Linked DNA regions of Homo sapiens: region 2 is linked to region 1. Evidence: chromatin contacts called from ENCODE Hi-C or POLR2A ChIA-PET data. All regions are on one chromosome and are shown on one strand. Each heading gives the region's core, a stretch centred on a gene start or an enhancer-like site at or near the end of the contact. The rest is flanking DNA. Distances are from core to core; before and after follow the strand shown.

The links. A loop is a pair of places that touch in the nucleus more often than their neighbours do. ChIA-PET counts read pairs that join two places held with the same protein, here RNA polymerase II (POLR2A). Pooled maps may share reads with other maps.
Region 2: a pooled map shows a loop between it and region 1 (7-fold over the local background). The contact joins the promoter of ERVK3-1 here to the promoter of ZNF814 in region 1. A Hi-C loop is called at or near these places in 4 of 50 pooled maps. POLR2A ChIA-PET finds 5 or more read pairs at or near these places in 3 of 52 experiments (GM12878, H1 and activated CD8-positive, alpha-beta memory T cell).

Annotation. Positions count from the first base shown.
Region 1 is chr19:57,887,577-57,890,846 of GRCh38, reverse strand. It overlaps ZNF814 (zinc finger protein 814), which reads left to right and starts at 1,810. Exons shown (of 3, transcript NM_001144989.2): 1 at 1,810-2,080. The coding sequence starts at 2,045. RefSeq lists enhancers at 2,100-2,149, 1,823-2,365, 2,366-2,909, 2,934-3,270.
Region 2 is chr19:58,303,234-58,306,626 of GRCh38, reverse strand. It overlaps ERVK3-1 (endogenous retrovirus group K3 member 1), which reads right to left and starts at 1,250. Exons shown (of 4, transcript NM_001396080.1): 1 at 1,182-1,250; 2 at 411-539. It overlaps ZNF8-ERVK3-1 (ZNF8-ERVK3-1 readthrough (NMD candidate)), which reads right to left. Exons shown (of 7, transcript NR_144447.1): 5 at 411-539. RefSeq lists enhancers at 544-1,044, 1,259-1,528.

The sequences.
Region 1 (3,270 bases), core at 561-3,060:
AGGTTCTTGTTCTGCCAGCTTGGCTCCTTCCCAATTCCTGTTAACTTACTGATTTATTAGGGCCCCATAGATTAGAAATTATCATTTAGGAGTCATGCAGCCAGGGGCCACAAGACTGTAAACATCCCCAGTTGTTCCTAGGGATGGTATCACCATTGCAAAAGCTAAGATTGGTGCTGGAGATATTTTTCAGACCCTGAACTTGATGGATCTGATGGCACCACTCAGATGGGTAAACTGGCTTATCTGGTCTTGTGCCTCCCTCTCCCCCAGAACCCACTCAGCACAAGAGAACAACTTTGACTCCCTATGATTTCATCTCCAACCCAACCAATCAGCATTCCCCAATTCATGGCCCCCTATCTACCAAATTATCCTTAAAAAACCCCAGTCTCAGGAGGCGGAGGTTGCAGTGAGCTGAGATCGTGACATTGCACTTCAGCCTGGGCAACAGGAGCAAAATTCTGTCTCAGAAAACAAACAAACAAATAAACAACAACAACAACAAAAAACCCCAGTCTCGCAATTTTCAGGGAGACTGATTTGAGTAATACTAGTAAGACTCCAGTATGCTGTTCATCCAACTCTGTGTGAATAAAACTCTTTTTCTTTTGCAATTTCCCTGTCCTGATAAATTGGCTTTATCTGGGCAGTAGGAAAAATGAACCCTCTGGGTGTTTACACGTTCATTTTAACAATACAATAATGGTTATTAATCTTTGCATTAATCTTTGCTTCCAGTGGAAGAATTTTGCATCTGAAGGACCATCTGAAATGATAGGTGAATTTGGATCTGTAGCCTTTGGGAACATCTACACTAACTCTGAAATAATATTTTTCCATACACTAGGGTAATCAGTTACAGCCAATAACCCCAAGAAATCTCAATGTGAGTTCTAAGGAGAGGCAGGATGATCCTCTGCCTAGGAGAAAGATCTGCAATCTTTTATTTATTTTTTTATTTTTATTTTTATTTTTTTTTCCAACATGGAGTCTTGCTGTGTCACCCAGGCTGGAGTGCAGTGGCAGGATCTCACTCACCGCAACCTCTGACTCCCATGTACAAGAGATTCTCCTGCCTCGGCCTCCCCAGTAGCTGGGATTACAGGCGCATGTCACCATGTGGGTTAATTTTTGTATTTTTAGTAGAGGCGGGGTTTCACCATGTTGGCCAGGCCAGTCTTGAACTCCTGACCTCAGGTGTTCCACCTGCCTCGGCCTCCCAAAGTGCTGGGATTACGGGCGTGAGCCGCCCGCACCTGGCCCTTATTTTTATTTTTTAGATAAGAGGTCTCGTTCTGTTGCCCAGGCTGGAATGCAGTGGTACGATCTCGGCTTACAGCAGCTTCGAACTCCTGAGCTCAAGCGATTCTCCCTCCTCAGGCTCCCTAACCCTAACCCCAACCTTAGGGCAGCTGGGACCACAGGCCCGCCCGACCACACTCCGCTAATATTTTTTATTTTTTGTAGAGACAGGATTTTGCTTTGTTGCTCAGGCTAATTTCTAACTCCTGACCTCAAATGATCCTTGTGACTTGGCCTCCCAAACTGGTGGAATTACAGGCGGGAGCCACCATACCAGTCAGGACGCACATCTTAAGGATACTCCCGAGGTGAAGCTGGGCTTTTCCTGCAGAAGCGCCTCTGGGAATTGCGCCCTTTACCCTCCTTGTTGCCTAGGGAACTACATTACCCAGAAAACTCAGCCTCGAATGATAGCGTAGAAGACCTCTGAGGGCTCAGAATAAAGGCGTTTCCTGTGTGCACGTGACAATGGGTCCGGACTTCCGGCGCCCTCTGGTGGCGGCCATTTTGATTGGTGTTGGATTTATTTGTAGGAGAGGCTCCTGAGCGCTAGGTCCGCACTGTGGTGACTGAACCCAGAAGTCGGGGAGCAGTTGTCCTCCGCTGCACAGAGGCTACTCTGGAGCTCTGTGACGGCGCCCAGCGTGACCCACTCCTGGGCCAGGATACGGACCGTCGTGCCCATATCTCCTGGCTGGTCGCCCTATCCTCCCGACTCTGCTTAAAACCACGTGGTTCGATGGCTGCCGCGGCTACGCTGAGGCTCTCCGCTCAGGTAATTGTGGGGCCTTCTGTGTCCTCAGGTCACCTCATCGTCACCCAAAAGCAGCGAGGTAGCAGCGCCTGTTCACGGCTCTGCAGCCCGGACGCCGGCGTTGGGACACTGAGGCGCTTGCGGGAGGGGCCCCATTTCTGACACCCGTGGGATGCGGTGGGGAGACCGGCAGGTACAGGGACTGGCGCGGGCAAAGGCCTGGAAGTGAACTGAGCCAGAAGGATGGAATCTGGGGTCCACAGGTGCCTGTTGGGAGCAAATTATGAGGCGGAGCTCCTCCTGGAAGAGCAAGCAGGCTGGGGGCTATGAACTCACGTGAGGACCCTAGAAGGCATGGAGATTTTCGAAGAAAGGAGGGATGTCATGAGCATTGTAAGGGTAGAGATAATCAGGTCCATGCATGTTTGTGTCTTTGCACAGTGTCAGGTGATATTTGAGTCAACAAAAGCCATGAGCTAAATGGAGTTCGAAGGAGGCAATTCTCTTGTGATTCCAGTTCACTTGGTAGTTGGCCATGGGCACAGAGGCTGAAGACACTCCCCAAGTCAGTCAATATAGCAAACAATACACAATAGTATACTTAACATGTAAATGTTAAAGGTTAAACATAACACTGTTGTACCCGGGCGAGTTAGAAAAACGCCACACTTTGAGACGAATTAAGAGTCCTTTATTCAGCTGGCGGCCAAAGAGACGGCTAACGCTCAAAATTCTCTCGGCCCCGAGGAAGGGGCTTGATTAACTTTTATACTTTGGTTTAGGAAGGGGAGGGGAGCTTAAATGCAACAACTCTTCAGAAGTAAAAACATGCAAAAAATTAAAAGGATAAATGGTTACAGAGAAACAAACAATTTAAAAGACAAATGGTTACAAAAAGGCAAGGTACCAGGTGTGGCGCTCTAAATCCTTCATAAGAGTTAGATATGGGCACTACGCCAGACACAAACTCAAGGCTTTATGGTGTTATCTTTTGAGCAAAATCCTGGGAACTTCATACATGGTTTGTTCCCAGTCCCTTATCAGTTAATTGGACTCCTTTGATATGTTGAGAATCTGCTTACACAAGTTAACTCCTTGAGGAAAGGGGGGTGGGTAAGGAGTCCTTAATGTCTTGTAAATCAAGGGGGCCAGGTGGAGCTCGTCTGGCTTTCTCAGCTAAGCGAGAGTCTATTCATGTGGAAACGAGGCTA
Region 2 (3,393 bases), core at 1-2,500, 420 kb before region 1:
ATGGGCGCTGCTGGTGAGACAAAAGATTCTTTCAATTTTTGAGATTCAGAACATAGCACCTGCTGTCTGGCAGAATAAGAAGAGGACAATGGCAGGAGGACAGTACAGACCAAACCCCAAGCAGAGAAAATAGAAGGATCCACTTTAAGAACTTTCTGATGAGCTCGTTTCAATCTTTCTCCTACTCAGTCTCAATTTTCCACAGCAAGAGTACCTGTCTGCAGAAACCATGGGTTATGTGTAATAACCTCCTGCAGAAGCTTAATGTTTGAGAACTAACCCGAGCACCAGATTGTTTAAGTAAAACTTTAAGCAGCTGCACATAATGTTGCTCCTCAACAGACAGATTCTGCCCCATGTTACCCTGATTCAGAAACCTCCCGCTCCCGATACCTTCTCAGGGAACTGACCTTATATTCTCCGCCGGCAGACTCTCCCGTCCAGGGGTTCGTAGTTCGTCTGATCAGTTTCACTTTCTCTGCTCTGGCAGACCTTCCTCGTTCAGGTCCCTGGTCGGGCACCACTTGTCACGGTTGCTTCTGGACCAAACGAAGGAGAACGAAGGCAGAAATGAAGACAAAGACAAAAGGATCTGTTTGAAAGAAGGGGTCAGGGGGCTCCTAGATTCTAGGGAACAGGGCCCTGAGCTTTTACAGCCCTTCATATTTGTTAGGTAGACTGAATAGGGAGGAAAGGGTAACTGACGGTCAGCTATTTGATTTAACACAGGCCCACATGACTGCTTTCTTTGTTCAGCAGGTTCCAGATGTTCCTGTAGATAACCTCAAGGAGCAGGGGACCTGGGACATGACTGCCCCCAGCATTCCTTCTGGCGGCAGACGCAGTTTGTCAGTTTACCAACATCCTGCTTTCATGAGAACAGTTTGCGGTTTGCTCATAGAGCCTCCAGTGGTATAATGAGTTGGTCACGACCCTCATTCCTTCTGCCTCCAACACAGAATGCTCCCCTCCCACGGGCGCATAAGCGGTGACACCCGGCAGGACATGGCAGGTCGCGCCCTCACGCACCGCGCGCCTCTCTGCCCGCGCCGACCCGGGGTCGCGTTCCCCTCACAGGTCCCACCCGTCCACTCATTCACTCCCACCATCAGCACACTTAGGCCACGGGCGCCTCTCCATCCCTCACAATCACCCTCGCCTCTCCTCCACACACCACTCACCACTGTGGCAGCCTCCTCAGAGAGCCTAGCCGCCCGATAGTCCGCGCGCCCGTGAGCGTCTTACACACTGCCGCCGGCACTTCCGGTACGCACTTCCGCCTGGTGGCCAGCGGCCGCCCAGGACCTCACCTCCCAGAAGGCCCTTCGCCTTCCTGCCTGGAAACGGCCATGCACGGGATACAAGGCCTTCTGGGAAATGGAGTTCACAGCGCTGCGGGGCCGGAAGGGGAGCGTGGGAGCTGCGGATCGTCAGAACCTCTCGGTTCTGCGCAGGCAGCGCACCGGAAGGGAAGTATATTGACATCCATGGTTTTATATGTTCTTTGAAATATACAGCGTATGTACTTTTTTCTTTCTCTACGCGCACACATGTACACACATAGATATAAAAGTATATCGTTTGGAGATATTTTTCCCCCCTGAACCTTGTATATCCTTAAGCAGATGTCCCCTAAGAACACGTACATTCTTCAACTCACCCAAGTAACGACATTGAAGCCTGTACCCAATCCCCAGCCCATATGCTAATTTCTCCAGTTGTCCCAATGTCTTACGTAGTTTTCGTCTTTTATTCAAGCACAAACTAAACACGCATTACACTCTACTGTCTCATTTCAAGTTGCTTTCAATCTAGAATGGATCCTGTTGTTTCTTTATAATGATCTTGGCAGTTTTCATGTATCCAAGCGAGTTTTCCAAAATGCCCTCCAATTTAGGCTTGTCCGTATAGAGTATAAAACAATCATAATATAATTTTACAGGTTTTCTTCCACTGACCCTGCACATTTCTCCACTAAACATTTTTTGAAAACTTTCTGAAACATGGCTAGTATTACACCGTATGAATGCCATTTCTTTATCCCCCACCTCCAGCCATTTAGCTAGAAATTGAGCAACAGGTGTATGCAGTCCCTGTACATTCCTATTTCTGTATGTCCAGGAGACTCTCTGATAACAGGCAGGCCCTGCATGATGCAAATCACCTTAATCGAGGGAGGTGCCGGGGTACAGTGTGGGACATGATAATTCCATCTACACGCAGAAGGCCTGTATGACCTAGTGGAGGAGGCTCCCAATGTGCATACTGACTCGGGTTACACCTCCCTACTCCTACCACAGTCAGATCATCACAGGGGGACTTTAAAAATTCTATCAGCTCTGGGCCGGGCATGGTGGCTCACGCCTGTAATCCCAGCACTTTGGGAGGCCACAGTGGGAGAACCACTAAAGCCCAGGAATTCGAGACCAACCTGGGCAACACAGTGAGTCCCTGTTGCTATAAATGAAAAATTTTTTTAATTAAAAAAATTTACATCTAAATAGCTATACATGACTAGTGGCTACCATGTTGTACAGTGCATTCTGGAAGATGTCCATGTTGGATCTCCTTACAAAAGACCTATGGGAGACTGCTTTTCAGACTGGATGCTGATTTCTTCCCAGTTACCCATTGCAGAAACAACTTGAATACCTTGGAGGACATGAAGATAACACTGGAAATGGGGGACTTGGCTATTGGCTAAAACTTGTATGTAGGGGGCTCTCATAATTGGGGCTCATTGATACAGGAAATTTAACAAAGTAACTTGGAAATGTATGTGTGCGCTACAGCCACCCTCCAGGGACCTTTATCTTGTATCTTTGGTATCATCGAGTTGAAGCTGTTTTACACTCAACTGTTTCTGTCAACTGAACACACACACACACACGAGTATATATAGAACAAGTATGAATATGACCAAGACACACACTCTCTGCTCATGTGAACACTGTATGGGGGATGCAGACAGTAAACAATGAAAGAAATTATCAAACTTACTTTAATTTGAAACAGTTAAGATTTTTGTTTAAATTTATTTTTTGAACTGGTAATAATTTTACATGTTTCAAAATTCCAAAAATATAAAATGATAAAGAGTGAAAATTATTCCTCATCACTGTCCTCCCAATTCTTCTGGCCAACCAGTATGCCACTTTTACCCTTTCAGAGATTATGTGTGTACATATAAACAAATGTTTCTTATTTATTTATTTATTTTTGAGATGGAGTTTCGCTCTTGTTGCCCAAGCTGGAGTGCAATGGCACAATATTGGCTCACTGCAACCTCCACTTCCTGGGTTCAAGCGATTCTCCTGCCTTAGCCTACGGAGTAGCTGGGATTAGAAGTGTGCACCACCACACCCAGCTTTTGTATTTTTAGTAGAGATGGGG